4 separate regions of the Mus musculus genome follow, and regions 2, 3 and 4 are each linked to region 1. Evidence: chromatin loops called from intact Hi-C (ENCODE). Cell type or tissue: left cerebral cortex. All regions are shown on one strand.

Evidence for each region. A loop is a pair of places that touch in the nucleus more often than their neighbours do. Peaks named below come from ENCODE experiments on the same cell type or tissue, not always from the same donor. Only the 100,000 strongest peaks of a DNase experiment are listed, where the experiment ranks them.
Region 2: it touches region 1 in a loop (5-fold over the local background); 3 of 42 quality-filtered maps call a loop at or near these places.
Region 3: a loop joins it to region 1, with 21 times the contacts of the local background. A loop is called at or near these places in 23 of 42 quality-filtered maps.
Region 4: it touches region 1 in a loop (8-fold over the local background); 9 of 42 quality-filtered maps call a loop at or near these places.

What each region holds. Positions count from the first base shown.
Region 1 is chr7:13,508,671-13,516,670 of GRCm38, reverse strand. No RefSeq gene overlaps it. Among named protein-coding and RNA genes, the nearest start is that of Bsph2, 58 kb to the left of the region's middle. In left cerebral cortex, a CTCF peak has its summit at 4,927 (motif pointing right); a DNase peak (open chromatin) is centred at 4,925.
Region 2 is chr7:13,298,222-13,306,221 of GRCm38, reverse strand. It overlaps Lig1 (ligase I, DNA, ATP-dependent), which reads right to left. Exons shown (of 29, transcript NM_010715.3): 15 at 7,394-7,485; 16 at 7,083-7,182; 17 at 5,875-5,960; 18 at 5,176-5,291; 19 at 4,743-4,838; 20 at 2,928-3,038; 21 at 2,351-2,422; 22 at 294-312; 23 at 167-292; 24 at 1-9. Among named protein-coding and RNA genes, the nearest start is that of Lig1, 23 kb to the right of the region's middle. In left cerebral cortex, no CTCF peak of the experiment used is centred here; a DNase peak (open chromatin) is centred at 3,190.
Region 3 is chr7:13,284,795-13,292,794 of GRCm38, reverse strand. It overlaps Lig1 (ligase I, DNA, ATP-dependent), which reads right to left. Exons shown (of 29, transcript NM_010715.3): 4 at 7,403-7,538; 5 at 6,111-6,237; 6 at 4,036-4,131; 7 at 3,300-3,401; 8 at 1,483-1,608; 9 at 1,264-1,339; 10 at 576-656; 11 at 280-336. Among named protein-coding and RNA genes, the nearest start is that of Lig1, 10 kb to the right of the region's middle. In left cerebral cortex, a CTCF peak has its summit at 4,013 (motif pointing left); DNase peaks (open chromatin) are centred at 1,437, 4,019, 4,634 and 5,235; H3K27ac peaks cover 229 bases.
Region 4 is chr7:13,053,666-13,061,665 of GRCm38, reverse strand. It overlaps Mzf1 (myeloid zinc finger 1), which reads left to right and starts at 6,902. Exons shown (of 6, transcript NM_145819.2): 1 at 6,902-7,185. In left cerebral cortex, CTCF peaks have their summits at 4,568 (motif pointing right) and 6,941; DNase peaks (open chromatin) are centred at 6,874 and 7,221; H3K4me3 peaks cover 1,541 bases; H3K27ac peaks cover 1,455 bases.

The DNA of each region.
Region 1 (8,000 bases):
GTTCTCATGTCCATTCTTGCCAAAGAAAAAACCAGTAATTACTTTAACTTTAACTTGACTTGCAAGTTACTTTAAAAATCATTTCCAATGATAACCTTGGTAACTGTGTGTGTTTTTACAAACTAGCACTTTCAGTTAATATATATAATTCTGAGGAGTATGTGGAATTTTAGGCATTATTTGCAACAATATATGAAACCAGTTACTAATCCTGGGTGTGCATTAAAGAAGAGTGTGTTCTGTGCCAAATTGCCGAAGTTGTTACCAACTTCCTTGTGTTCATTGCATATCATGGCACCACCAACTGCTCACTGAATAAGCAAACATAAATTAATACAATTCAAAAAGCATCTACTTAGCTCAATGGAAAACACTCCATCCTCAAGTCTGATAAATCTTATTTAACTCTCACTTCTGCCTCTGAGACAAATTATCATAAATAAACCTCCATAGTAAGAATTCTTGTTACTGTTGTCATTTTATCTAAATGCAATTAATATGCTTGTGTGATCTACAAAGCTTCGTGTTTTGTCTTTCTGATGTGGGAAATAGAGTTTAAATAGAACCATGGTCATAAAATTGCAGAGTTTTTATGACTCAGGGTGTGTATGGCAATGAAAACAATCCCCGGCACAGAACATGATATAGAAGTATTCACCTACTGCTTCTGCTATTATCAATGCAGCTAACAGTCTATGGAGACATTATTGTTCAAACCACAACACTCTAAGAAAAGCAGTAATGTGAATGATTTTTTTTAAATAGACTCTACTTTTTTTAAAAAAGATTTATTTATTTATTTATTATATGTAAGTACACTGTAGCTATCTTCAGACACTCCCAAAGAGGGCATCAGATCTCATTACAGATGGTTGTGAGCCACCATATGGTTGTGGGACTTGAACTCAGGACCTCTGGAAGAGCAATCAGTGCTCTTAACGGCAGAGCCATCTCTCCAGCCAATGTGAATGAATTTACAGATGGAGAGGCTATGGTATAAAAAGTTAAGTACTAGTCTTACGCCTTAATAAAATCTGGGTTAGTATTTCACACTCCTTGTTACCTGACTCCACTGTATTCTCAATTACCAAAATATACTAATTCTTTGTACATTGTGTTCTGGTTGTTTTGGATTAGAGAGTGAACCAAAATTGGCTTATATAAAGATAATTACAGACCAGCAATGGAGGATGGAAAGGGCATGGAGAAGTTGACTGGCGGATGCAATGTTACACTTAGATAGAAGGAATAAATGCTGTTATTCATGGCATAGTAGGTGGCTATAGTTTAAATAATGATTAATGTACCACTGTAATTAGTTAGAAGTGAGTGTTTTGTTTTGTTTTGTTTTGTTTTGTTTTGTTTTGTTTTGTTTGACAGATGTCTTCTGTTGGGATACCTGAAGAAATCTGAGTGCCTTAATTGTGTCATTTTGCTTGGATAGGAATCAGCTTCACAACTGTGTCTATTTTTCTGGATAGAAGGCATATCTTCATCATATATTGATTTGAGATTTGTCTTATAGTGGGAAAGTTTTCTTGACCTATAACATGAAATTCTTTTCTAGAATCTGCAATTACTCCTATGTTGTTTCATTTCTGCTGCCTCCTATGCTAATCCATGTTGCATTTTTCTTCCCAACACCATCATTTCACTTGTGTAAAAATACATTCTTCATAATAAAAGGTCTAATTTATTTTTATATTCTGCCCTCCTCTACCTTTGCATGTCTCCCTTTTTCACTCTTCACTCTTTCTTCTCTCCTGTCTCTCTCATTCTCTCTCTTGCTCTTGTTATCTTTACCTTTCTCTATACTTTCTCTTACTCACTCTCTCTCTCTCTTGCTCTTTATTCCTCTCTCCTCCTTTTCTTTCACCTTTCTCTCATCTGTCTCTTTTCTTTTTTCTATGTCTCTCTCCCTCTCTCACCTCCTCCTTGTTCTCCATAACTAGTTTGAGCTTCAAAACTGAAAAATATAATGCCTTAAAAGTGTCTTGTACTACAAAACAGATTAAAAACAACTAACTGGGAAAAAGAATAATGACAATTGAAGGACTGGATACAAGGGGATAACCACCCAAATCACTCAATTAAATAAAATAAAGAACAAAAATTTAGTGGGGATAATGAAGCAATACTATTTAAAAGGTGAAATATTCACTGATAGGTTGCTCTTTGTGTTGCAGAATGCAACAGAACTGCCTGTGGCTCCAGCTCCAGGAGATACAATGCCTCTGGCTTCCATGGACACCTGCACTCACATGTACACACACACACACACAGACACACACACACACACACAAATTATGGAATAATAAAATGGAAGTTTTAGAAGAAAATACACAAAACAGAACTATAAACCACATTCCCAGATGAACATAAGCAGAAAAAATTATAAAAATATACCTGAAAATCAAACTCAGCTGCAAACTAAGAAGATTGGACCCACAAATACATGTGGCTCTCACCTCTCATCAAAGAAACTTCTCTTTACAACAGACAGAGGCCACTACAGAAAGCCATAACTAGTCAAAATAGAAATAACAACTAATCACCAAATGCCCAGCCCCAGTGGACACTTCTACAACACAACTCCCACAGCTAAGACTCAGGAAACTTTGTGGAAGGGGGGGACAGAAAGATTATATAAGAGTCAGAGGACAGGACATCTGCTGTGAGATTGAGTATCCTAGAAACACCAAATAAGCTTCACCCATGATACCTCACCAATATGCCTGCCTAAACAAGACCTGAACAAGGACAGCAAAATGGACATACTAACATAGGAGGGGAAATCTCAGAGGATCCCACATTTAGACAAAGAACTTTCTGCAACTAATGACTTGAGAAAGGGAGAATTAGCTTTTCCCAAAGATGAGCCTTCTAGTAGGTTATTCAACACAAAGTTGTCAGCCTGATCATATACACACAAGCAACAATAACATACTCATCGGGTTATATTTATATATCTATGTATTTATATGTAGATATAAATATATATGTAAATATAGTAATTTTATATGTGTAAACATGTGCACACACAATAGTATAATAAAAAAGGCCATCAGGTTTAGATAGATGATAGATAGATAGATAGATAGATAGATAGATAGATAGATAGATAGATAGATAGATAGATATAGATAGGAGGAGTTTGAGGATGGAAAGGGAAGGAGGGAAGTGACATATTCAATTAAAATTAATAAATTTCAAGGTCTGATTATTTGTTGCTTTAAAAGACTTAATTTTGACTGTACTCAGACTTAGATGTAGAAGTTCTCAGCAGGGACAGACTAATTCTCTTAGTAATTTGTTTCTAGTGTTTGTTTGGCCTTCACAAGTCTCTTGGTCAAAAGTTGTGTATATCCCACAGCCTACTCCTTATTTTGCTTAATGTGTTGTTTCTTCAAGGCAATATGTTGGAATCTGCATTGCAGGACACATGAGGTAACATCTTCATTAAAATAATAGTTCCTGTTTGGCTGTGGGTCTCTGCATCTTCCTTCTTCTGCTGCTGGATGAAATCCCTCAGGAGACAGTTATGCTAGTTTCCTGTCTCCAAGTATAGCATAGTATTATTTATAGTATCAGGGGTTGGCTCTATCACATGGGATGTGTCTCAAGTTGGAGCAGCCATTGGTTGGCTGTTCTCTCAGTCTCTGCTCATTCTTTATTTCTGCACTGACAGACTGAACATTGTGGTAGTGAGGCAGAAAGACTGTAAAGCCAAAGGACCAGGAACTCTACTGTGAGACTTTCTCCTAGAAAAGGCTGTGGTGCAATCAATGGCAGTATGAATCAATGTGCTAATGAGGAAGGTGAAGTTCTCACAGGGACAGCAGCTGTGAACAAAAGTTTACAAGCAGGCAACTGATAACTACTGAGAGAAGGAAAACCTAGCCTCTCCCAGAGACTTTGTTTTAAAATGTTAAGGGTGACCAAAGAGAGCACCCGATGCTGACCTCTAGCCTCTGCACACAAACTTGCACATAGATATGCACACCACACACACACACACACACACACACACACACACACACACACACACACAAGCAAAAATGAAGTAAAACAAGCAGAACACAGCTTCAAACTTCACAGATCCTTAGTATCAAGAGGAAGCTGAAGCCTCATCCTAAAATTATGCCTGGCAGTCAAGGTGACAACCACACTGACAGTATTGCCTGCAGACAAACCTAGAGCTAGCTCTTTTGGGCCTCAAATCCAGTTGCAGGATTTTGGTGAGTTAGTAATCCCGCTGGTAGATGGATAGGCTGTGGACAGAAATCTTATTTTGTCGTTCTGTATAATTCAAGGAGCATCTCCTAGTGGTATCTTCAAAGGGAATCTTTTGTTTAAAACTGAACTGCTTCAGGGACCAGAGATAGAGATCTACCAATCAGGGGGCCTGCGTTTAGTCTGATACAGCCATAGGAGGAGACAGAAACCTGGGTCACAGTTGTAGAGAGTGGGAGGGCTGGATGTTGTCAAGCCAATAATGAGCAGGTAGTAGGAGTTCCACTTTAGTGATGGAGTATACAGAGAAAGCTAGCCACACACCTCTTGGCCAGGAAATTTCACTAAAGGACAGTAATTCTGGATTTGTCTAGCTCTGTGCCTGAAGTCAGCTGGTGGATCAACCTCTGGAACAGTGTTTATCTGCTATATACACAGCTGCAGAATAGGAAACCCTGAAGGTCAGCTCTGATAACAATAGTTGCATCCCTCCATCAAGGATATCCAGACACAAAGGAATTCTGGGAATTATAAAGACATGGTCTCCATCCATGTGGGTATCAGTGTGGTTACTTCTCACATTCCCAACATACCCAGAAGAAACATCCCCTAATTTAAACATAACCACCCCACAAAGTACTGTCAAGAGGCTGTAAAATGAATCCAGAGACAACAAAGCTCATTTTGGCCAGTAGAGGGTACTGTGGCACAAAGAACAGGCAATATGGCCAAGTCATGTCTATAATAAAATAAATAGGTTCAGCAACCAGCTTAAACTATTCAACAGACCAAAGCTCACAAGTTCAACTGTACTTCGTCCTATCTAATTAACTCAGTCTCCAGTCTTCAAGGGCTCAGACAGAAGCTGTGAGAACACTTCTTTACTCTTATTCTTTTTGGATTCCCTATTGGATATTTTATTTATTTGCATTTCAAATGTTATTATTCCCTATCCTGGTTTCCCCTCTGGAATCCCCCATCCCATCTTCCCTCCCCTTTTCTTTTTTCTTTTAACATCCCATTGCTTCCCCATCTCCCAGGCCCCCCTGCCCCTCCCCCACACACACACACAGTCCCTTCCCCCATACTCCCTCTCCTCCTCTGAGATGGTGGAGGCCCCCCCAGATATCTCCCCCCCTACCCTGGCACATAATGTCTCTGCAAAGCTAGTCCTGAATCCTCTCCCACTGAGGCCAGACAAGGCAACTCAGATAGGGGAACATATTCCACAGACAGGCAACAACTTTAGGGACAGCCCCTGTTCCAGTTGTTATGGCACTCGCATGAAGACAAGCTACACATTTGCTACATACTGCAGAGGGCCTAGGTCCAGCCTATGTATGCTCTTTGGTTGGTGGTTCTGTCAGTGAGAGCCCCCATAGTCCAAGTTAGTTGATTCTGTTGGTCTTCCTGTGAAGTTTCTATCCCCTTCAGGACTCTCAATCCTTTCCCCAATTCTTCCATGACAGTCCCTGAGCTCTATCCAATATTTAACTGGGTCTCTTCATCTGTTTCAGTTAGCTGCTGAGTGGAGTCTCTCAGAAGACAGCCATGCTAGACTCCTATCTGCAAGTATAGCAGAGAATCATTAGTAGTATCAGAGATTGGTGCTTGCCCATGGGATGGGTCTCAAGTTGGGCTGGTAATTGGTTGGCCATTCCCTCAGTTTCTTCTCTGTCTCCATACTGAATTTCTTGTAGAGAGGATAAATTTTGGATTGAAAGTTTCTTTCTTTTCTTTTTAGTGCATCTCTGCTGCTTCCACTTGCCATCCTACCCCAGAAAAGAGCAGGTCTCCCAGGGACATCAACCAAACATGGCATAACAAGATACAATGAGACACGACACAAACTCTCAAATCAAGGCTGGTCAAGGTAACCAAGTAAGAGGAAAAGAGTTCCAAGAACAAGCAAAAGAGTCAGAGACACCCCCACTTCCATCGTGTGGAGTCCCAAAACAAAATTAAGCTACACAGCCATAGCATATATGCAGAGGTCCTAGAGCAGACCCATACAGGCTCCGTGATTGCTGCGTCAATCTCTGTGAGCCATATTTGATTGATTCTGTGGTATATTCTTGTGGTGTCCTCAAACCCTTTGGCTACTATAATCCCTCCTTCCCCTCTTTTTTGGGATTCCCCTGGCTCCACCTAATGTTTGGCTGAGTGTCTCTGCATCTGCTCCCATCAGTTGCTGGATGAAGCCTCTCTAATGGCAATTGGCTTGGGCACTTGTATGATGAATATAGCAGAATATCATTAAGAATTATTTAATTTACTCTCCTTTTTTTTTTTTTTTGCCAGTGGTATCTGGTTCTACCCTAGGTCTTTGGGCCATCCAGCTTCTAGTTCCTGGCCATCAGGGCAGTGTCAGGAATAGGCTTCCTCTGGTAGCATGGGCTTCAAGTTAGACCAATCATTAGTTGGCCACTACCACAAGTTCCACACCACCAATACCTCAGCACATCTTGTAGGTAGGACAGGTTGTAGGTCAAAGGTTTTGTGGGTGGGTTGGTGCCCCAATCCCACAACATTCCCCACTGTACCCACAAATATTTTAGTTCAATATTCACTTTATTGTATTTTAAGTTTATACCTTTTATTCAACATCAATCTTTTAACTCTGTTTGCAAGTATTTTTAGAATTTATATTTATTTGTGTGTATGCATGATTGGTCTGCATGCTGCCTCTGCACTGTGTGCCTGCAGAGGCCAGAAGAAAACATAAGATCCCCAAGATGGACCTAGCCTTCACCCCCGTACAGAAGATTTGCTCAATTCCCAGTTTGTTCTCTCTGCTTCCTGATTATGGATTGAGTTGTGAGTTCTCAGGTTTTGCTCCTGCTGCCATGCCTTCACTCAGCCATTATAAATTCTAATCCTCTGGCATAGGAATCCCAGTTAAACTCTTTGCCTCATAAGTTACCTTAGCAATGGAGTCTTTTTTTTTCCATTTTTTATTAGGTATTTAGCTCATTTACATTTCCAATGCTATACCAAAAGTCTCCCATACCCACCCACCCCAACTCCCCTACCCACCCACTCCCCCTTTTTGGCCTGGCATTCCCCTGTACTGGGGCATATAAAGTTTGCGTATCCAATGGGCCTCTCTTTCCAGTGATGGCCGACTAGGCCATCTTTTGATACATATGCAGCTAGAGTCAAGAGCTCCGGGGTACTGGTTAGTTCATAATGTTGTTCCACCTATAGGGTTGCAGATCCCTTTAGCTCCTTGGGTTCTTTCTCTAGCTCCTCCATTGGGAGCCCTGTGATCCATCCATTAGCTGACTGTGAGCATCCACTTCTGTGTTTGCTAGGCCCCGGCACAGTCTCACAAGAGACAGCTACATCTGGGTCCTTTCGATAAAATCTTGCTAGAGTATGCAATGGTGTCAGCGTTTGGATGCTGATTATGGGGTGGATCCCTGGATATGGCAGTCTCTACATGGTCCATCCTTTCATCTCAGCTCCAAACTTTGTCTCTGTAACTCCTTCCATGGGTGTTTTGTTCCTAATTCTAAGGAGGGGCATAGTGTCCACACTTCAGTCTTCATTCTTCTTGAGTTTCATGTGTTTAGCAAATTGTATCTTATATCTTGGGAATCGTAGGTTTTGGGCTAATATCCACTTATCAGTGAGTACTTATTGTGTGGGTTCCTTTGTGAATGTGTTACCTCACTCAGGATGATGCCCTCCAGGTCCATCCATTTGGCTAGGAATTTCATAAATTCATTCTTTTTAATAGCTGAGTAGTACTCCATTTTTTAGAT
Region 2 (8,000 bases), 210 kb after region 1:
CACAGGAGTCTGTGGGAAACATGGAAGCCTAACTAAGGAAGCAGTGGCTCACAAGATATAAGCAGGCAGGATTCCAGGCAAATCTCAGGGTTTGGGAGATGGGAAAATGGTCAGCACAGGTACAGCAAAGCTTCAAACCTTGGGAGAGAAGAGTAGTTACACTCACCCTTCACTGACTGCTCCAAGAACTCAGCAATCTGCTCGGTGTCCTTGGTGTCCAAAGAGGTGGTGAAGACAAACTCACCCTCTGTCTCCACGAAGTTCTCACGGAGCAGCTGCCGGCGTCGAGACAGGGGGCTGGCGAACCAGGGACTATGAGAAAAAAAAAGTAGACAACACTCAGGAAACAAAAACGGTGTAAGTCCAGACCTTGACAGCATACACAAGAGTCACACGTAATGATGTGGTTATAGAACACCTTGGGGAAGGATGAATCAACAACCAGCAGGACTGCTGTATTAGAGCTTTAACTGCAGAAGAAGGAATCAGAGAAAGGCAGATCCCACTAGCATGCTGAACTCAGAAAGACCTAGTGGGGAGCCACCAGCTTCCTGGTGACAGATAAACACTTTGTGGAGTTATAATTTAGTTCTTATTATTTGTTTGTTTATCATAGTATGCAGGTATGGATATGGCAAGGCATGCATATGGAGGTCAGATAATTCTGTGGCACATGTTCTTTCCATCCATCTTCACATAGGTTTCAAGGACTGCAGTCATACCATGAAACTTGCCTGTCAAACACTTTTACATGCTGAATGCCAGGCCCCAGTTATTACATTTTTAACCCCGCCCAACAAGGGTTAGGACCATGAAGTCCATATACATATCCAAGAGGATCTTCACTATGCTAATGAAGGAGTGGAAATCACCTTCTAAGTGAGAAACACACTAGTCAATGGAATGGTCCTTCAATGTCTATAGAAGCCCTGCCCCAGATACCAAAGTTCAAAGATGTTGAGATAGGTCCTTTATGAAACATGGTTCAGTAAGCTGGGCAGGGGTGGTGCCTGCTTGCTAACTTAGGAGGCTGAGGCCAGATCACACACACACAAACTTTATACATACAAACTGGACAGATATAACCTGCATGAGATGCTATCTATCCATGGGAAGGCTAGCCTCTGCTCACCTTTCTTCTCTAAGGTAAAATCCTCTGTCTGGTGGATACAATATGCACTCTATGATTCAGTTGCCAGGACCATATAGAATGTCCTGATGGCCCAGTAACAGACTCAGATCAGGACCAGTACAGAGATTTGACTGGCACTGGCCAGACAGAGGACATCAAGAGAGAAGCAGAAAGGCGAGGCAAGAAAAGTATGAGAGATCTCACCACTAAGCCCAACCCCATAAGCACACAGGATGATTTCTCACCAGGCTGAGGTGAGAATGATTTCTGATACCCTAAGTGACCATTTTCAAACTTTCAGTCTCAAGAACCTTAATAATCTTTTTCCTTTCCTTTCCTTTCCTTTCCTTTCCTTTCCTTTCCTTTTCTCTTAAAGAAAAGACTAGAGATATTTATGAGACATCAAGTCTCATAAATACTGGGCACATACTTTACTTCTGAGCCCCAAGGCCTTCACTAGGGGATTCTAGGCAGGTAGAACACCTGAGCCATGACCCCATTCCTTCACTAGGGGAGTCTACGCAGGGACCGTACCAGTGAGCAACACCCCCAGCCTGTTAAAATATACTTGAGGACTCTAATTTAAAGAGCTTCTATTTAGGGGGAAAGAATTGGGGGGGGGGGGGAGTCACATTTCTTGATATTTGTGATACAGAAATTTGAAATTTAAAGACTTTTTAATTCATTAAAAAACAGTATATCCAATACACCCAATTAGCATTTGATTTCCCTTTTTTGTGTTCTGCAAATGAAGCTTGGGTCCTTGAGCAAGCCAGGCAGGTAGGTAGTCTACTTCTGTGCTATACCTCCATATCTCCAAACAGCATGTTTCATAAAACACACCTCTATTTAAAAATGAACAGTGAGAAGAGGGAGTACGGCTGAGTGACAGTATACAGACCCTTTTGTTCAAGAGAATAGAAGCTGGCTTTTCCATAGTTCCTGCAGTCATGGGGAGAAAAACCTACTTCATACAGACGTGACAGGAAGAAAAAGCATACAAATGTAAAACCACGAGAGGAGTCCTCAAAAACACCCTCCAATAAAGTCTGAGTGAGGGCCTCTGGCCTCCAGAGCCCACACTTCAAGAGAATCATTGCCTGAGGAAGACATCCCAGCTCAGTGCTAGGGTAGAATTAGAAATGGAAACCAGACAGACAGCTCCAAGCTCACTCCAACCTGCTACCCTGTGGCCGCCTGTCACAAAACAGAACTCACCTCTCCGTTGAGGTAGATGAGGTCAAAAGCATACAGACACACTTGCACCTGTATCTCCGATGCATCAACCTCCTAATTGAAACAGAATAAAAGACCAGGCATGAGGGGAGGGAAGGTGGCATTCTGTGTCCTATCTCACTATGTCTCAGGCTGATCCCTACCATTCCACACCTACCCCTAGCTAAGGTCACACTGCCTAGGAGGAAGCAATGCTGCAGGCATTAGCCCAAAATGAGGATGACTCTTGGGAAATCCTGACTTCATCAGCCTCCCTTGTAGCTAATGATGATAAAATGTCACAATTCTAGCCAGCTGAGGTACAAGATATGTGACTTCCCCAATAAGGCTTTCATAGTGAAATGACATATACAGGAAAAGGACCCTTCTATCTTTCCTAACTGGGATGCTGGGATAAGAATGTGATGGTTTGGACAATGGTGGCCACTTTGCCAAAGCTAGCAGATCTACATCCAGATTCATTCTGCCCCTTAGAGAACCAAGTAGAACCCCAAAGTCAGGACTGGGAGGAAAAAAACAAAGTGTAGCACTGCTCCAGAAGTATATGGGTTGATGCTACCTTGCGCTTGCGCGTGGTGAGTACTTGGAATGGTTGGATCTGCTTCTTTTCCCGGTCCCAGGCCACAGCCTCAGTGTCCAGAATGAAAGATGTGACTGAGGGGTGTTTAATCTACAAAAGGACGAGGTCAAAAGACAGGCCAATGAATTCCTTTACCCTCCCATTGCTCTCACAAACCACAGCTGACATCAGCAAGACACAAGAGTCCTCACCAAGGTACACTAGCTTTCCTGATGACTTGTCATTTGGTACCACAGACCAGACACAGCAGCAGCAGCCAGAGAAACTTCCCTCTTCTCTTAACCACATTCAACTTCCTGTGAACCCAGTACTCCCACTCTGAGGTCTGCCTAAACCAAACTGTCTCCACCTCACCACATCCTGCCTCAACCACCCCAGCTGCTAGTCTACCATCCTGCGCTGACCTTAACTACAATAGTCTTGGCCAGTAGACAGGGTAGTTGTCACAAACCCTGATTATTATGGCTGTACTTGCTGATAAAAATGGTATGCCACTTCCCTGAGTCGTGGAAAACTCTTCATCAGCCCCTGATCCTCTCTCCTTGCCTGGTCCCCTAAGCCTCTCTTTCCTTGAGCACATCAGCAGGTGGTCTGTGTCTCTAAGGGACAGGTATCTCAAAAGCATTGAGCCTCTGAATTGCTTGTCTTCCTCCCCATTCCCTTTCCTGTGGTCTGCCTTCCCTGGAAAGCCTTCTTTTCCCAGGCACAACGTCAGGAACTGTCTTTCAGACAGAGCTAACTTTGTGGTTTAGGAACTCTGCTTTCTTGACAATTCAAACAAAAGTTCAATTCAAATCTACTTGTTCTTCACTAGGGGTAGGGATTGAACATAGGGTCTTGGGTAGTACATGTCAGGCAAACATGTCATGTTCTATCATGAGCCATGCTACCAGTTACTCACTGGTGTTTTCAAGGCAATGTCTCTATCACTGAGCCATGCCTTCAGCTCCTCACTGGTACACTCAAGTCAAGTACACCTCCAGTTTCTCATTGTTTAAGACTCTAGATTAGTGTTCTAATCACCTAGCAGTAGCTCAGCCACAGTTATGGTTCTACTCAGTCACAGATATTGGACCTATTCTTCAGAGTCCACTTTGCCCATCACTAATGAAGGGAGCAAGCCCTGGCTACGGTACTACAAGCTATGGCACACAGCAGATGCCTAATCAACACTTGCTGAATAAGAATGGGCATAGAAGACAACATACTGCTTAAGGCCACTTCTGGAATACAGCAAAACTAAGATGTGCTCAGTGGTTAAGAGTGATATTCTTGAAGAGGATTTGGGTTCAATTCCCAATATCTACAAGGTGCAAAGAAACCCCTGGCCTAAGGCCCAGCCCTGCTCTGCCTCTGAGCTACTTATAAAGCTCCAGCTGCTCACAGGCCTGTGTCCTTGAGATCCTCTCTCAGCCTCACCACTGGACAGCCCGATCCAGGACTCTACTAAAGTCATTCATAGGAACCTGTGTTAGACTGTATCCACAGTGGGGGGAGTGGGCTGGGTGGGACAAAAGCCTAAAACCCTCATTGCTTCTGTCTGGAATGTAGTGGCTATGGGGAGACAAAAATGGTGATGAAAAACTGACCAACCAAAGATAGTGGAGTCAGAACAGCCTACACCTGCTTCCAGATCCAAGATATAAGCAACATCTGCTCAGGCCACACTGAAACCAAGTTTGTTATATGCAGATATATATTTTCCAGGCTCCTCCTACTCCTAATGAACCCCACCCCCACAGAATCAGGGTGGTCCAGAGGGGCCGTACTATAGCCCAGCAAGCACATGCTCACCTTGGGGATGCGGCTGATAATGTCAGGATACTTTCCTGTGTTGTCTTCCTGGTTCCTGCTGAAGATCTTCACTTCTCCACCTTCCAGAACATGTATCTACCATCACAGAAGAGGAAATCAAGCAAGTCTTTCCTATGTGACACTGTCTTCAGATCTCACCTTCATTCATAGGTTGGGAAGCTCAAAGAGCTACTACATAGATCTGAGCAAATCACCTCAAGTTTCCTGATACCTGTAACCTGTGTCTGGCATTCACCATCTTTCTTTTTCCTACTTTTTTTTAAACTTATATTTAAAGTAAATGAATGAGAGAGAGAGAGAGAGAGAGAGAGAGAGAGAGAGAGAGAGTGTGTGCACGCACTCACGAGTGAGAGTGCCACTTAACCTACAGTGAGTACCTTCCTCATACAGGAAGGGCTGTGCTTGCCCATACCTGTGCTCGCTGCCCATCGTATTTATATTCACAGGTGAAGTCGACCTCCTCAAAGCGTTTTAGGACCTCACTGACACCCCGAGTGGGATGAGCCAGCATTGGTTTAAGAGGGACCCCTGGGAGGAAAGAAAGCAAGTTAGGGGGGCCAGGGGAAAGGCAAAAGCTACCAATGTGTCTTTGGACTACTACTCACTTCTGCTGACATAAGGGAGAGGACTACCCACATTTCAGAAGAGAAACTTGGGTCCTCATACCAGCCTCCCTGGAAGCTAATAAAGGTCATAAATAGGCACAGAAGTAACAAATAACAGAACAAGTAATATGGTCATATCCTTTACAAGCAATGTTACTCCCCCCCTTTCCCTGATCATATAGGCTTTAGAGTGAAAGGAAGCAAATAGAAGGATGAGATAGAAGGAACCCAGGTCCCTAGATGAACACTGGAGCACAGCCACATGCTGCCACAGCTGCCTGCCTTGCTCTGAACATGTATGCACATAGCAAATTCTGTGGCCAAGCCACTGCCTTCTGGACATTTTTTGCTGCTGCACTCCATGCCCTGCTCAGTTCACAAGAGAGAGCTGAGGGGGAAAAGACAAGGGTCTCAGCAAAGGGAAGAAGTACTCAGAAACTGTCTGGGTATAGTTGTTCACACATAGAAAATAGCTGCCCCAGCTTTGAGGGCCCATGGAGTGATACCTGGGCTCAGCTTGCAGTGCTCTGGGAGACGTTCCAGGCCATGTTCCAGCAGCACAGGGATGATTCGATCCAGGTCAGGAACCTCACTAGGGATGGGTTGGAGAGAAGACAGCAAGATGACAAGGTCTTTTGTTTTCTTCCATGGTGCTGGAAGAAGGGGTAGAACCCAGGCCTTGGGCATATGAAGAAAATATTCTGCTGCTGGACTATACCATACCCATAACCCAGATAGGACAGACCTAAGCAGGCAGTGGCAAATTCCAGGGTGTGGATTCTAGGCAAGCACACTCTTAGCCACTCACTGGTAGATTCTAGGAAAGCAGTCAACTGCTAAGCCACAACCCCACTCCTTGATTTTATAAGACAGGATCTTGCTACATATTCCAAGTTGGTAGAGAACTTGAGATACCAAGGGTATACTGGGATTTCAAGTGTATACCACCACATCCAGCCCATGAAGGTTCTTTCTATAAACTCCTAACTTGAAAACTCTGTCTACATACAAGTGCAAGAATAGAGATCCCTCAGCCCATGCCTGGGCTCTACTTATCTCTATGACCATGTCCCCAACTCATGTCACCAGGTGTCCTACTCTTAGTCACCACACATCATGCTGATTGTTTTCCTCAGCATGCATCCTCCATTACCCCTTGCTCATGTCCCAGTGACTGTGTCCCACTCAAGGCTATTGCTGACTTATTCAGCTAGCCTGGGACCAGGCAGAGTGGGTTAGACAGAGCTTGGCAGATGGTGGATGCTTCAGAGGCTGAGCCATTGGGAGATCTGTGAGAAACTCATCACTGCTATGTGCCCAGCACCCAGAGAAGTCAGGCGCAGATCAAGTGGGTTGGGGACATTTATGGAACTGCTCACTGTCCCTCTTTCCTCAGGAATGGTCACCAGGTCAGTTAATGGTCCTAGGTCAGCTGCTGGCCAAAGTTATATATGGCTCACTATAAAGCCCTAATCCTCTCTGTGCTGGTAATATCTATTATGAGTAGTCACCAGCCTCTTCTCTGGGTACCTTAGGGCTTTGGCTGGAACTCTGGGCATCTTGTGCCTGCAGTCCTCACATGCTATCTCTGCCTCTCACCGCTCATAACCAAGCATCATATCATCCTGGTCTAGACCGTAATCCCTTGCTATTATGAGTCCCACGTCAGTCCCTCATGTGCTGGTCATTATTCTCCCCCAACCCTGCATCTCACCAGAAGGTCTGCTTCAAGATCATGCCTTGTTCTTCCAACCACATCTTTCTGGCCTCTGCTGTCTTGCCCTTCCCAGCATCCACCACCGCCGTGGGAAATTCTATGAGAAGACCAACCAGCAGCTTAGTAATGAGCAAGACCCCTCAGTAATTCAAAGGTCCAGGGTCACAGAGGGTGATGTATGGCATGTGACAGGGCAAGGAATGAGGTAGGCTGCCCAAGTGCATTCTCAGAAGAGAATGTGGCAATAGATGGGAAAAAGAAACCCTGATAACACAGTGATGGGATAAAAATGGGCCGGAGCTACTCACCTTGGCCAGGGGGTGTGAGGCTCACAGCCTGGGCAAGAGCAGCCAGTACCGACTGCTCAGCTAGGCCAAGGCGCAGCCGCCCGCTTAGGGACCTGAGGATAGGACAGCAGCTGTGAGTTGACTGGCCACTCTCATCTTGCCCACCACAATTTGCCTGCTCCTGTCTCCCAGCCTCCACCTTTTGTGGAACCTCTTCAATATTTAGTCTACAAAGCCTCAAAGGGACCCAAGATGTCATATAATCCCTAAAAGATAAGGATATCAGGGCCAGACAGAGATGGCCATGACCGATGGCCACTGGGAAACAAAGCAGGAATTTCACAGCCAAGAGGGTATAGGCTTGAGGAGGGCAAGTCACAGGCAAAAGGTAAAACAGAACCCGACTCTGCTAGTGGGTGTAACAGTCAAAAATCTGACCCAGCCCAGGCTGGATCGCTACACTGCCTGCACCCCACCTCTATCAGCTGCTACATTCACTCCAGTAGCGACACGCGCGACAGGCCCCAAAAACCTGGGCGCTGTCCCGAGGCGAACCATGGCATCCTGTATAACGAATGCTCCAATGTCCTTGCTTTAGTTGGTAAATGGATCTGGGTGCTTTCCCTTA
Region 3 (8,000 bases), 220 kb after region 1:
GATCTCTTGAGTTCAAGACCAGCCTGGCCAACATAGTGAGTTCCAGAACCACCAGGGTTACATAGAAAAGCCTTGTCTCAAAGCCAAAAGGAAAAGAAAAGAGAAGCTCAGGGTCTTCTCAGGCTGGGCCTCAAAATTACATCACCCATTTTTGTGAATGGACAATGACCATGATGAGAAGAGGTGCGGAACGACTGAAGGGCAGGAAGCAGCACACAATGCCATGCAGAGAACAGAGTCACAAAGAACCTGCCCCCATGCCTGAGTAACTATAATTACCTAGCAGAAACCTCCTCAATCTTCTCAAATGTCCGGGCCACGGCGAGAAAAGGGACCCTGAGAAAGGAAAAGAAAAATGATAAGCACTTGAATAAGCCATAACATCCTGTAGCCACCCTGCCTCTTCACATTTTCCTGAGATAAATGCAGAGGCAACTATCCACTATCCCTTCCCATAATTCTCTCGAAACAGAGATGGGAGAGATGTGGCAGCTCTTCCAATAGAGGCCAAAACAACAGCCTCTCATAGTCACGGGGGCAGAACTTAAAACAGCATGGGAAGGCTAATCCCTTACTTCTGGCCATGTTTCCAGCAGGCATCTTCAATGGGATGATAGTTATTCTTGGAAGGATTATAATTTGCTGGATCCAGGGTTCTAAGGAGGCAAAAAGAAGGTGAAATTGGGTAACTCTGGGTCTAAAAAATGTTTCTACTATGTGTTGGGCCTAGCTCACAAAGCCAAAGGTTAACACATTCCTATCTCCTCACTGCTGACAGAGAGGCCCTCAGGAGATTCCAATGTAGATGTCTGCTACTTCCAGAGCATGTACTCAACCTGGTAAGCTCATTATGGTGGAATCAGTATACTAAGAACTGAGGATAGAGTGCTGGGTGATACCAGTGGGAAACGAGGCTTAAGATTTTGTCTTGGGAACAACGCAGAACCACTCTAGGAAGGTGAGTAGGGGGTGAGGGGCAAGAATTACTACCATGATTACCCTGCTGCATGCCCTTAGCCCTTTGGGGAGGGTCATACTGGAAGCTGGAAGTCAGACAAAATGTCAATCAGTGGGTATGCAAACTCCCTAAATAGTTCTTATTCTGCTTGTATCCTAAGGCTTTGCAATAGGGCCCAAAAGTGTCTAAAACACTGACCAAAGACCAAGCCCTGCAAGAGGAGAAAACCCAAGCTAGGGCTGAGTCATGGACTTGCAGAAAAGAATGTGCTAGGAGATGTTTCTCAGACCTGGGCACTGACTCACCCCTTGGTCTCTTCCTTCCTTAGAGTGCCTGACTCTTCTTGTTTGACTTCAGTTTTCACTGCTGGTTTTCGGGGTGCTGCAAGGAAAGACAGGAAGTAGAAGGCCCCTACTCCTCATAGGCCCAACTCCCGTGCCTTATTCAGCCAGCACTGCCTGAATAGAGCCCCACAATCTGCTGCCCACACAGCCCAGATGGATAAAGATGAGAAAGGTGCTCACTGAAGAAACTGCTCAGTGTCTTGGCACCTCTAGCAGGAGGTTTGCTCTGTTCCTCTTCCTGAGGCTTCAGTTTCACTCCTGCCTTACACACTGGAATGTTCTCTGTCTTTGTCAGGGTTACTGACTCTGAAATGAGAAGGGGTAGATAGTGATACAAACAGTGTTGGAGTTGGTTTTGTACACTCTGTATTCAGATGCTGAGTTCTGTACCCCAAGATCAGGCTGCAGTCTGGACATGGGGATTGTGTTGACCAATGTGCTGTGAAGAATGTTCCCCAGTAATCCCTGACGGGTAATTAAAAAGCTAGAGCCTGTGACTGGGCACCAGAGAGAGAAAGGTAGGACTTTGGATAGATGAGGTGATCTCAGGTAGGGACCACAAGGGAGAGAAGGAAAAGGGATAGCAGAAGACAGTTGCCATGAGGCAGGGTGGAAGATGAGAATGGACCACAAGTACATGCCAAGAGAAGCTCACCCTGAGGATATACATGGAAATAGCAAGACTCAGTTGGCAGGCAATAACAGGCAATTTATCCGGTTATTAATAGACTAATCAGGTTAGAATAGCTCAGAACTTGCGAAACATAATACCAGCAGCTTGTTAATAAAATCTGATGTCTCTGTGTCATTTATTCTGGAGCAAAAAGTATAGAATGGGGCAGAAACCTCCCATAAAATTACCACTCACTATAAAGTTTCTAGCACTAAACATTAAAATCCCAAAGTCATTGCACCCTATGAGTGGAAAATTGAGCAATTTTGACCTTTCTCTATCTGCTATGTAAATACAAGGCCTTTCTGGCCTAATGTTCACTCCTCAGTGCTAATGAAAGCATAGCTGACAATGGTCCAAAAATTGCAAACTTAGGAATGGTAGTGAAAAGAAACCTCATCACCCAGTTGAGTGGCCATCAGTGTGAAATACCAGCTACTCAGGACACTGAGGTAGGGGAATTACAAAACTACAAAGCAACCTCATAGTAAGATCTCAGACAAACAACCCAACAAACAAAAAGACAAAACAGAGTTGGGGTGTGACTCAGTAGTAGAGCATCTGCCTAGAAACCCCCAGTGAGCAATGGAAACTTGGCTCAGCAACTAGACCACTGACTGCTCTTCCAGAGGTCCTGAGTTCAATTCCCAGAAGCCACATGGTGGCTCACAAACATCTGTAATGCGATCTGATGCTCTCTTCTGGTGTGTCTGAAGACAGCAACAGTGTACTCACATGCATAAAATAATTAAGTAATTCTTTAAAAAAAATAAATAAAAGAATCCTCCAGTAAGAGGCTGGGGCCGTAGCTCAGTAACAGAGTACTTGCCTCTCCCACTAGTAAGAAGACTGAGGTATGGCTCAGAATTAAACATGTGCCTAGCATATATCAGGCCCTGGGTTCCACCACCAGAAAAAAACAACTAACATGATTCATGTATATGTATATGCCTAAAAGTGTCCTTGCAAAAGTGAACATGACACAGGGGTCTCAAGGACACCAAGGAACAGAAGCTGCAAGAATACTCCCTCTTCTAAATCCTGTAACTAAGCTTAGATATTGCACTTAATAAACACCTACTCAGTTTGTTGTATCTGACAGCCATGATGTCTAAAAGCATTTTATTTAGGGCTCTTTCCTTTCTTCCCACATGCATGGGGTAAAATAAGCAATAAACCCAATAGTAAAAGCAAAACCTCTGATTATCTTGGAGTTCACACTGAACCCATGTTGGGGAGTCTGTGCCTTGTTTCAGTGAACCACCCTCCACAGACAAGTGATGCCCCAAGCAGGATCAGGAAGCTAGAGGAATAAGCAACTCACCAGGGGACTTTGTGGGCTCAGAGGGGACTATGAGCTGGTCCCCCTCCTTTTCTTCCTTCTGTTTTACGTCTTCAGCCTCTGCGAGGCTTTCTTTTGGGGTCTCTGTTCCTCATGACAGACAGAAAAGTTAAATGGAAGTGAGGCCTAAAGGCACTCCCACCCAGTACAGTCTGAAGCAGAAAGGTCACAAGTCCAAAGTCTGCCTGGACCACAGAGTAAATTCCATTTTTAGTTTGGGTTACAAGATCCATGTAACTCAGCAGTGGAGCACCTGCCTATCCTGTACATTTTGATTTACAAACATACTAAAAAGTCATACCACCAGGGTAATGATAAAATTACAGACTCTAACCTGGGGGAAATTTGCCTTAGAACAAAGATACTCCTCTTTTTCCAGGAGATACTCAGAATTGGCAAAATCGCCAACTTTAAGTTAATTTTTTTATTGACTACAAACTGCCAATAGGAAATCAAGACTCCTCTAAATAATTCAAACCTGTCATGGGAAACTAAGCCATATGGAGATTTTTATTATTATCACATGAACAAGATCCTGGCTGGGTCAACAACTGCAACTGGTGCATCACACACAGCCCCCATGATCAATAGCTCCATCTCTGTGGCTGTTTCCCTGCATTGATCCCAGGATAAAGGGAACCCTCTCGACAGTCTAATCTCCACAGGAAAACAGTGACACCTACTGGACACTACACACACAAACATCCCGCTCCCTCACCTTCTTCTTTCTTCCTTTTCTTAGCTGTTTTGGTTTTGTCCTCATTCTGCTCCTCAAGAGTGTCTTGAATTGTCCGTTTGGGGAGCTGCTTCCGCGCTGGAAAGGTAAAGGGAGCACTGTAGCTGACCAGCAGTTTGTCTATGTCTGCCCCAGTGATCAGACACAATGCCTGATGAAAGTGGAGACTTAGAAGGTTCTGGATCCCCATCCTCTTCTTACCTATCATAGCCACTACCCCAGTGTACACCTCGTCTTTCCAGCTCTGAATCTGTGACCTTGGGTGAGTTATTTATTCTGTCTGTCCCTCCCTTTCTTGCATCATGAGAAAGGAAACAAGCTCCAGTAAATGATGATAACAGGATGTACTCAGTACCCGCAGCATGGTGTCTGAGAACCTTGAGGATCCAGCCACTACATTCCTCTCTAGCTCGTGTCACATGCTATCCTCAATCTGCCTCTTCATACCACACTGTACTCTCTAGAAACACCAGTGTTAGCATTCCCACACGTGTCCTGTTTTCCTACCTCTCAAAGTCTTTTTGTGACACCTATGCCTTTTCCGAACCTTCACTAGGCAACATGGACAACTGACTTCTGAGTCAGCTCTGCCCCAGGGAAGCATTCAGGAAGCTGCATATGTGATATTAAACTTGAGTGTTTAAAGGAGAGGAAAACAAAGCCAAACTGGAGAACCTAGTTCTAACTATATATCATGATCTCAGTACAATTTCAATTCTAAATTACGAGCAGTCTTTTTTTAATGCTGAGTGTGGGTTCATATTCATTATAACTTAACTAAATCTGGAATCCCTGTGTCTGTGAGGGTTTCTGTTGAGTTTTAACTATGGAGGATTCACCCTGAGTTTGGGTAGTACCATACTATGGGTGGGGAACCAGGTATATATAAAAACAAAGAGGAGAAAGTGAGCTGAGCACCAGCGTTATCTGCTTCTGCTTCCTGACATAATCCTGCTGTCATGCCTTCCCAATCATTATGGACTGCACTGTCAAACGGAACCAAAATAAACTCTCCTACCTTTTACATGCTTCTGGAAGGGATTTTGTCACAGTATGGGGGGGGGGGGAGAAGAAAATAAATATACACTTAGTTTTCCAAATCTGACATGCTGTACGTATGTACCTGGCAATTCACACATCGTGTTTAGGGTTTTAAAAATAGCATTCCATAAAAAAAGCAGATTCCCACACCCGAGTTGCTCATGGGAGACTGGAAAGACTTCCCTTGCTGAGGCCTGCTTTCGTGGAGCACCCCATATGTAATGCTTGGGTCCAGAGGTGTTGCAGAGTTTAGGGTTTTCAGTTTCATGCCTGTAGACGGCATGACTGAACTGAATGAGTTCTGACAGCATGCACCAGCTTCCCGATGTCCACTGAACCTTTACAAGTACCCATCTCAGTCACCTCAAACCATCAGAGCATGCTCAGTCCTCAGGTCACATATGGCCCTCACCTGGCCCTTCCCCATACCAATTCTTCTACTTCCATTTAGGTCTCAATGTCTCAGGTGGATTCTCTAGAATGTTCTCCAGTCTCTTCATTCAGTGTCTCCTTGATTTCTGTGGTCCCTGTGACAGAACTCCAAACTTAAGTGACCCACATGTTCCTAATTCACTCATACAACCTGGAATTCTCTTCCCCTCTCCTATCCCACCTGGCTCCCTTTGCCTTTCAGGGCTCAGCTTAGTTACCTGCTCTTCCAGAAGACTCCATACTTGCACTCTTGTGTTTCTACTCAGAGCCTTGTGCAGCAACTATCACTCCTCATGACAATCACAATTTCCCACATATACCAAGCACTGACTGTGAGCCAAATCAGGCCCATGCACTTTACATGAATCAGCTTTTAATCCTAGCACTTCTGTGCAGTTGGCACTGTACTTCAGGCCACCTGTTCCACAAGTAAAAGTAACCACACCTCTGCAAAGGTGAGGTTGTTTGCCACAGGTCACACAGCTCAGAGACAGTTAACCATGCTCACCACCACAGTTCTACCATTGGAAGGACGATCACCATGGGTAGTATGGATGGAAGGGATGAAACTGGCCTGTCCTTACCAGTTCGACGCTTTGGGAATCCTGATGGGGAGATGTCCATGGGGGAGCTGCAGTTGAAGACAGGACTGTTCTCAGGACATGTGTCAGGGCTGGGAGGAGAGCTCTGTTCAGAGTCTGACACAGGCTTCTGAAAGGAGACAGAAAGAACAGTTCTAAAATAAAGAAGATGCCTGTCATCACCTGGCAGTCGCAGCTACCACATGCTTCAGAGCAGAATGGACTCAGCATCTCATGTCTAACGTCATTTCTGGTTCCTTAGTCCCATCCCCACTCAGGCCACCTTCTCTCACCTAGGTATCATTAGATCCACCATCATAACTTTTAGTGACCCAGAATCATGCCATTATAAAAACCAATATTAATTCTGTTTCTTAAAGTAACAGAATCTTCCTTTTACACTTACAGATATGGTGGACTTACTACAGATGTACCAACTTCCCTTGGAGTTAATACAATCATGGGCCTGCCTCCTTTACAACTAGTGTGGTGTGGTCATGAGACTAAAGACTGCATTTTCAGCCTCCCTTGTAGTTTCAAGATCCAAGGAGAGGACTAATTCTTGCACACTATCCCATGATGCCTACCATACACATGGCATGCACTTGCATGTCACACAAACACAGACACACACATGAGCTATAAAAATAAAATTAAGTAGAAGAGGAGTCACAGGAAATGTGACCACAGAAAACACAGAAAGAGAACATAAGAGTGTCTCAGCTAATGGAGAAACAGGCTTCTGGAAAAAACAAAAATGACATGAATATAGTCTTCCCCTAGAGGCTCCAGAAACAAAAGGCCTTGTCCAGACTCTAAGATAATCAATCTACTCCAGGTACCTGACCTACGTAATTACTGGATAACTGTGAAACAGCCAGCACCACAGGTATGTTCTCCATGAGGTACTTGAGGTATGACGATGTCAAGGGGCCAAATGAGCCCCACCTCCCAGAGAAGTGGTAGACTGGAACCCTGTACCCCAACTGTCCTGCTTCAAAGACCAACAGCAGAGACTGCCAATCTCCTGAACAATGTCCCCAGTCTTCCTGTATAGCTACTGTACTCAGCTGCATGGGTGAGTAGGAAACTGGCAGGCTTGAGGTCAGCATGATGGCTCAGTGGGTAAACGTGCTTGCTGCACAAGCCTAGAGACCAGAGTTCAATTCCTAAAACTCATTAAGGAGAGAATACCACAAAGTTGTCCTCTGGCCTCCATGTGCACAGCAAGGATATACACACATACACACAAAAATTAAATTTAGAAAAGAAACCAGTAGGCTACTGGAACCTACCTGGACTTTGGGGGTGCCAGGGGCTTCATCTTCGTCCTCCCCTTCACAGCTCAGAACCTGGGCTACCTTCCTTCCTGTCCTCTTCACTGGAGAATCACTCTCGGGCACCACTTGATTCCTCTCCTTCAGCGCCACCCTGGAAGTCAGGAGGGAGATGGTGGAGCACATGGCAGGCAGCATGGGGAAATCACCCACAAAACTCTGCATTCCCTTCTCTTCCATTTCAGTGAGCAGTGAGCATCTTCTAGGTGCCAACATGGCGTTCACTTTTTTTATTTTCCCTTTTGAGATGGTCTCATGTAGTGAGGTCTGGCCTCAATCCCAGTAAGTAGCAGAGGCTGCCTTTGAACTCCTGAGCCTCCTGCCTACACCTCACCAGCACTGAGATTATGATGTGTGCCACCACACTCGACTTCATTATATGTACTTAAGTATCCTTCCCTCCCTTTCTTTCTCTATCCTATGCCTGAGGCATCCTGTGAGGATATGTCATGAAGGGTGGATTTCTTGCAGGGACAGGCTTGACACAAATATACATTTGGAGACCTTTTTCTTAGTCAAAAGAGTTGCAGCAGGAGACATCATCAGGCAACAGCAT
Region 4 (8,000 bases), 460 kb after region 1:
TGCTCTGTAGTACAGCTTTAGGTCAGGCATGGTGATTTCACCAGAGGTTCTTTTATCCTTGAGAAGAGTTTTTGCTATCCTAGGTTTTTTGTTATTCCAGATGAATTTGCAGATTGCTCTTTCTAATTCGTTGAAGAATTGAGTTGGAATTTTTATGGGAATTGCATTGAATCTGTAGATTGCTTTTGGCAAGATAGCCATTTTTACTATATTGATCCTGCCAATCCATGAGCATGGGAGATCTTTCCATCTTCTGAGATCTTCTTTAATTTCTTTCTTCAGGGACTTGAAGTTTTTATCATACAGATCTTTCACTTCCTTAGAGTCACGCCAAGATATTTTATATTATTTGTGACTATTGAGAAGGGTGTTGTTTCCCTAATTTCTTTCTCAGCCTGTTTATTCTTTGTGTAGAGAAAGGCCATTGACTTGTTTGAGTTAATTTTATATCCAGCTACTTCACCGAAGCTGTTTATCAGGTTTAGGAGTTCTCTGATGGAATTTTTAGGGTCACTTATATATACTATCATATCTTCTGCATAAAGTGATATTTTGACTTCCTCCTTTCCAATTTGTATCCCCTTGATCTCCTTTTGTTGTCGAATTGCTTGGCTAATATTTCAAGTACTATTTTGAAGAGGTAGGGAGAAAGTGGGCAGCCTTGTCTAGTCCCTGATTTTAGTGGGATTGCTTCCAGCTTCTCACCATTTACTTTGATGTTGGCTACTGGTTTGCTGTAGATTGCTTTTATCATGTTTAGGTATGGGCCCTGAATTCCTGATCTTTCCAAAACTTTTATCATGAATGGGTGTTGGATCTTGTCAAATGCTTTTTCTGCATCTAACGAGATGATCATGTGGTTTTTGTCTTTGAGTTTGTTTATATAATGGATTACATTGATGGATTTTCGTATATTAAACCATCCCTGCATCCCTGGAATAAAACGTACTTGGTCAGGATGGATGATTCCTGTAAGATGGCTTTCAAACACACTGGAAGAAACTATTACACAACACCAGGTTCACACACACACACACACACACACACACACACACACACACACACATCTGAGTTTGAGGACCTAACTTCCTCAGTAATGATCAGTACTGTGGAAGTGTAATCCAAAATAACCCTTTCCTCCCCGACTTGCTTTTAATCACTGTGTTCCATCACAGTAATAACCATGTTAACTATAGCATACCAGATTCTGGTTATAGTGTATTCATTGGCTACTTTGCCTAGCTAAGAACTGGAAACAAACAAACAAAGCACAACAGAAATATTGTTAAAACATATCAGCCGGGTGTGGTGGCGCACGCCTTTAATCCCGGCACTCGGGAGGAGAGGCAGGCGGATTTCTGAGTTCGAGGCCAGCCAGAAACCCTGTCTCAAAAAAACCAAAAACCAAAAAAAAAAAAATAGCTTAGTCAGGAAAACCACTACATCCAGGACTGCACCCTGATAACCAGAACTCAGTAACATCAAAAAAAGAAAGAAAGAAAAAGAAACTGAACCTGACTTTTTCAGCTATGTCACACAGGTGAACAGCCTTCAGAGTGTGAACTTTGTATGATGACCCTCAGCATAATAACGTGTAACTTTTGTTATATTAACAATGTGCATCTATCCTCTTGCTCGTGACACAAGGGATTCATTCCATGCCTTCTTTTTTGGTTGGTTGGTTGGTTTTCGAGACAGGGTTTCTCTGTGTAGCCCTGGTTGTCCTGGAACTCACTGTGTAGACTAGGCTGGCCTCGAACTCAGAAATCCACCTGCCTCTGCCTCCCAAGTGCTGGGATTAAAGGCGTGCGCCACCACTTCCGGGCTGATTCCATGCCTTCTTAAAAGGACTGGTATCAGTGCAGGACCCCAAGACCAAATTCTTAGCACAAAGGAGATTTATTTGTCCTACAGAGACAAAAGGCAGGAAATAAAAAGACAAAGACTGGAGAGAGAAGACAAAGGAGAAGACAAAGGAAACAAGAGAGAGGGAGGAGGGGTACTTGTCTTGAAGAGAGGCGAAGGACTGCCTCCCGATAGAGAGGAGACGCGTCCCTCTGGCAAATGGCAGCTCATAACGATAAAGATATTAGGATGAGGTGCTTAATTCTTTTTAAAGATTTATTTTATGTATATGAGTAACCTGTAACTGTCTTCAGACACACCAGAAGAGATCACCGGGTCCCATTATAGATGGTTGTGAGCCACCATGTGGTGGTTGGGAATTGAACTCAGAACCTCTGGAAGAGCGATCAGTGCTCTTAACCTCTGAGCCAGCCCCCAAGATGCATAATTTTAGTTAGTCATGTTAATTAGGTAAGACAAAGGGGGCTTTTGATTGGTGGACTTCAATACTTTGATAGCTAGACTTTGATAAACAACCCCAGAAGGAGGAAGTGGCCAACTAAGGAAACAGACCTTGATGGCTAGCTTTAGGGATGTAATTTAAGAATTTTTTTCTAGACAGAAGGAGTTGGAGAGAAGGGCAATGCCCGCCAGTGCCACATTTGCCATGTTTGTGCTGGTTAGAGTCCCTTCACTTCTGACCAGTGTGGAAACCAACACATATGTGGTACTTATAAACTTAACAGGCAGGCTGGAGAGATGGCTCAAAGGTTAACAGCACAGACTGCTCTTTCCAGAGGTTCTGAGTTCAATTCGTCGAAACCACATTGTGGATTGTGGCTCACACCCATCTGTAATGGGACCTGATATCTGATGCCCTCTTCTGGTTTGTGTGAAGACAGCTACTGTATACTAATATACATAAATAAATAAATCTTTAAAAAATAATAAACAGGGCTGACGAGATAGCTCAGTAGGGAAGAGCACCGGACTGCTCTTCCGAAGGACCTAAGTTCAAATCCCAGCAACCACATGGTGGTTCACAACCACCCGTAATGAGATCTGACTCCCTGTTCTGGTGTGTCTGAGGACAGCTACAGTGTACTTATTTATAATAATAAATTAATCTTTGGGTCAGAGTGAGTAGGGTTGACCAGAGCAAGCAGAGGTCCTAAATTCAATTTTCAACAGCCACATGAGGGCTCACAAGCATCTGTACAGCTACAGTGTACTCATATACATAAAATAAATAAATCTTTTTTAAAAGGGGGGGGGGGGCCTGGAGAGATGGCTCAGTGGTTAAGAGCACTGACTGCTCTTCCGAAGGTCCTGAGTTCAAATTCCAACAACCACATAGTGGCTCACAACCATCCATAATGAGATCTGACGCCCTCTTCTGGTGCATCCGAAGACAGCTACAGTGTACTTAGATATAATAATAAATCTAAAAAAAAAAAAAAAAAAAAAAAAAGACAGACAGACACACACACAAATGCCTTGGCCAGGAATGGTGGCAAATGATTTAATCCAAGCGTTGGAAAAGCAGAGGCAGGTGGATCACTGTAAGTTTGAGACTGGTCCACACAGAGAGTTTGAGGACAAGCAGACCTACATATTAATATTCTGTTTCAGGGAGGCAGGGGCAAGCTTACCAGAAAAGGAGTAGGTTGAAAGTTGTGGATACCTCAGTGGTTGTAAAACACATTAACCCCATTAAAGGCAGGTAAGGAGATAACAGATTACATCTGTGAAAGTTTTTCTAGCTGTCAAACTACAGTTACCTTAGCTGTCAATGTAATCAGAAGTCTGGGGAATAAACAATACTGGGTATGGTTGTGCATGACCAATCCTAGCACTGGGGAGGCAAAGGCAGGCAGATCTCTGTGAATTTGAAGCCAGCCTGGCTGGTCTACAAAGTGAATTCCAGGACAGTCAGGGCATAGTGAGACTGTGTGAGTGTGTGTGTGTGTGTGTGTGTGTGTGTGTGTGTGTGTGTGAGAGAGAGAGAGAGAGACAGACAGACAGACAGACAGACAGACAGACAGAGACAGAGCACAGACAGAGTCAGAGAGAGACAGAGAGACAGAAAGACAGAGAGACAGAGAAAGAGAGATGCAATTTTCACTGGAACAGTACTAGCTAAAAGGAGAGAGGGGAAAGAGAGGATCTACCAGAGAGATTGAGTCAGTTTGCATGTCCACAGAGGGTGTCCTTATGCTGATCCAAAGAAAAGAGGGACACTGCAGGATGGATTTAGGCTTCTCAAGCAGCAGGGGGGGATCAGCCGCTCAGGACCGGATGGTCCCTAAAAGCTTTTTATTGTTTCACTAAAGGCACTTTTAGCAAGTCAATTTCCACATATCAAAACCACTTTCTCTGAAGCTGCTGTTGTCAGAAAAGACCATCACCTAAGCAATTTTCAGCCATAAGAGACTTCCTGGTTTGCCAGGCACGTCTCCAGACTAAGTTATGCAAAGGCTCTGAGTACCCTTCAAACGAACAACCCTATAAAATCTCAGATAACAATCACTGACAAAAAACTACTTTGAAGCTTAGATGCCACCACTCCAGAATTCAGGTCAGATACAACAGTCCTGCTAAACTTCTGCTACTGGAGGGCACTGACCAAGCACACGCATGAACACTGACCAGGCCACAGTGCTGGTTTGTACTTTTCTTCCTCTTAGTCTTTGGGAGACACCTCCTCCTCTCCCACCCACAAGAGGGCAGTGTGTGATGCCCTAAGGGTGAAGACCCTCAAGATGTTGGAGATGGTGGGAATGCAGCACATGGTGTGGCTGCTGAGAAAAGACACAGATAATAAGTGGAGCCAGCACGAGAAAGAGACCACCTGAGCTACAAACAGCAGGCCCTCGGGGCTGCCCAGGAGCCACTGAAGCGCAATCAAACCACTGCAGCTTGCTGGACCTGATGCTACAAGATTTATTGTTTTTATAATGGGGCTCCAGCTTCAGGCTGGTTCACTGCTCAGTGCTTTCTCTTATTTCTCCCTTTTCCGGTGTTAACAGTCACCACCCAACAACTGGGAGGTAAAGGCAAAAGGGTCTGGTGTTCAAGCTCAATAGCTATACAGTGAGCTAGAGGCCTACCTAGGCTACTCCAGACATTACCAAAAACAAAAGACTGGGCACAGTGGCCATAGCACAGGTCCTTGGAAGGAAGAGCAGGGTGATCTTTAAGTATGAGGGTACTCTGTTTACATAGAGTTCCAGGATATCATAGTGAAATCTTGTCTAAAATAAATTATTTTTAGATTAGAACCACAACTCTCAAGGATGTGTCAAAAACTTATGTGTTGCAGGATATCACACTGTAAACCCCAAGGTTGTGTTATTTATTGGGGTTAAAAAAAAAACTGTTTTTAGTTGTGGTGTGGTTCCGCCATAGCACACACCTTTAATCCAAGAGCTTTCTGCTTGAGTATTGTAAACAGGATTAAATAAAGTCAACCATAGGTCAAGAAGCAGAACAAGAAGCCAGTTGACAGAGACTGAACATAGACATATTAAGAAACACACACATACACACGCACATGCACACGCACATGCACACGCACGTGCGAGAGAGAGAGAGAGAGAGAGAGAGAGAGAGAGAGAGAGAGAGAGAGAAAGGGAACCCAGAGGACAGATAGACATTCAGAAAGTAGAAGTGGGGGAGGACATTCAATGTGAAGGTTTCTTGGGACAGAGAGAGAGATTTGCGGTGGAACTTCAGCTGAGAAAGAAGGTCACCTGGGTGCTTTTTCTACCTCTCTGAGCTAGGTTTTCACCCCAGCATCTGGCTTCCACTACCTCAAGGAAAACAGAAAGGTAGCAAAAGGTAGTTTCAGGAAGATGCAACAAATGAATCTAAATGAATCTGAAATAAAACAAAAGGTTAGGTGTAGGGATAAAGAGATATTTAGCTACCTTCCAGGTGATGGCTGGGCAGAACTCATTTGCAACCTGTCAGCTTCTTTTTTTGTTTGTTTGTTTGTTTTGTTTTGTTTTGTTTTCCAAGACAGGATTTCTCTGTATAGCCCTGGCTGTCCTGGAACTCACTCTGTAGACCAGGCTGGCCTCGAACTCAGAAATCCGCCTTCCTCTGCCTCTCAAGTGCTGGGATTAAAGGTGTGCGCCACCACGCCCGGCTACCTGTCAGCTTCTTGTAAGTCAATTTCTACCAGAATAGTGTTACGACTTCAATCACAGATTTAAAAAATGGGGGAGGAGAGGTAATGTTTAAGTAGTCAGGTGTCGCAATATTGTTTGGTAAATGATGCTAGGAAACTAGAGGACTGGTCCCCGTCCTCTTTCTGGTGTGTTGTCATTTTTTGTGTGAGTTTTCTCTGAAAATGTTTCCCCCACACGCACATCTAATTTTTTGTTGCCATCCCTCAGTCTTTGAAACCTATCAGTCCGTTTTACCGTATCTCTATTAACATCTTTACTATATCTCTAATTTCTCCCCACTTACCTTTGTACTCTGGGTTGGCCCCTAGAGTTTCGATGTCTCACTTTCCTAATCCCAATCCCTTTCTGCTTCTCTCTTCTTCCTAAATTTTCTGACATGACTCAGGTTCTAACTCTGATTCTAATGACTAACCCTCCCCCCTTTTCATTCATACCTATGTGTGTTCACTTATATTCAGTCTCTCCTAGCATCCAGTCTCCCCCTCACAATTTTCCCACCCCTCTCATCCTCTCCCCCGACTCTGTATGGGGCTATCTCTGCCTTCCTGTATAGACATCTCGTTGGGTATTTGTGTCCCTGTCCCTTCCCCTTGGCTTCGCCACAGATCCTGACCTTTCTTAAACCAAGTAGTGCGGTCGTTACCTAGGATACCACCAGGTTTGGTCCCTTAGTTACCATGGAGTCCCGCTCACTCCTACCCACCGCGCAGAAATACAAAAGAGATCCGGTGGTGCTGCGTTTGCGCACCCACACAGCACCCTCCAAACTACGACTCCCAGAAAGCATTTTGCTAAGCCTTTCTTTCAGTGGTTCCGCAGGTAGCCCAGCGGACGCTCTTTTTCGAACCCGTCGTTGCCATGGAGACGGGGAGACGGCGTCCTAGTGAGAGCGGTGATTGGTGCAGAACCCTGCAAATCCCTGGAAGGCCGGTAGAGAACTGACATTTAAAAAAAAAAAAAAAAAAAAAAAGTGGTGGGGGCATGCGCAGTCTGGAAGGTGGTGCTTGAATCCGTTGCCCCCCGAGAGGATTGTGCACGTCGTCGGGGCCCTGACGCCTGAATTCGTGGCCGGGAGTGTGGGAAGAGACGTCCAGGAGTGCGAGCTGATTATTGCAACCAGCGCAATCCCCTAGGGACGGGAAGAAGGGTAGAAACGGAGGCTGGGGTGGGGGAAGGGCAGAAGGGCTTGGAGCTGCGCGCAAAGCAGTCTGGGATATGTAGTTTGATATGGAGCAAGCGAACGAGAGTGCGCATGTTCACGAGGGCACAGCCTCCCTCGGAGCATTGAAGGAAGGCTGGGAGTCCCTTCACCTCAAGGCCTAGGGAGGAGTCTGGGTAGAGTGGACTCTGGGATTCCAGCTGTCTAGCTAGACCCGGAGCGCCGGTAGGGGGTCCAGGAACTCCCAGCAAACCGGCCCTGTGCTGACGCGCTACCGCGCTGATCGCCACAGGTGCCACGGCGACCGGACACATTGGCACCCTAAAGCGAGGATGCTCACTTAGACTTCTGGGAAATGTATTTCCGGAACCTCTTCTTGCTTTATGGCTGTTCCAAGTTTCTCTCAGGGTTTCGAGTTGACTTAGCACCCTAAAGAGCAGAGGTGTAACCCACAGAAATCAAGCTGCCTCTAAGCTGATGCCACTGCAATAGTAAATTTAGATTTTCACAAAGTCCCAGTTGCAGAAAGTATCATGGGAGAAGTCAGTCCTTTTTACAAGTGAGGAAACTATAGCTGACATAGGCACAGCAAAAGTAGTACCCTTGCAGACTGTTGGTCTAATGAGTTGAGAGCCTTTAAGGGTACCCAGAAGTCCCAGTCACCTCCCAACCAACTAAACTAGAGAGCTGAAGACTTGTATCGCTGTTGGATGTGATGAGTTGGCTTCTGGTATTGGAGATATATGGAAACCTGTTGGCCTGAGAGAAGCTGAGATGGGGGATTGGGTGGAGTAGGGCTGTCC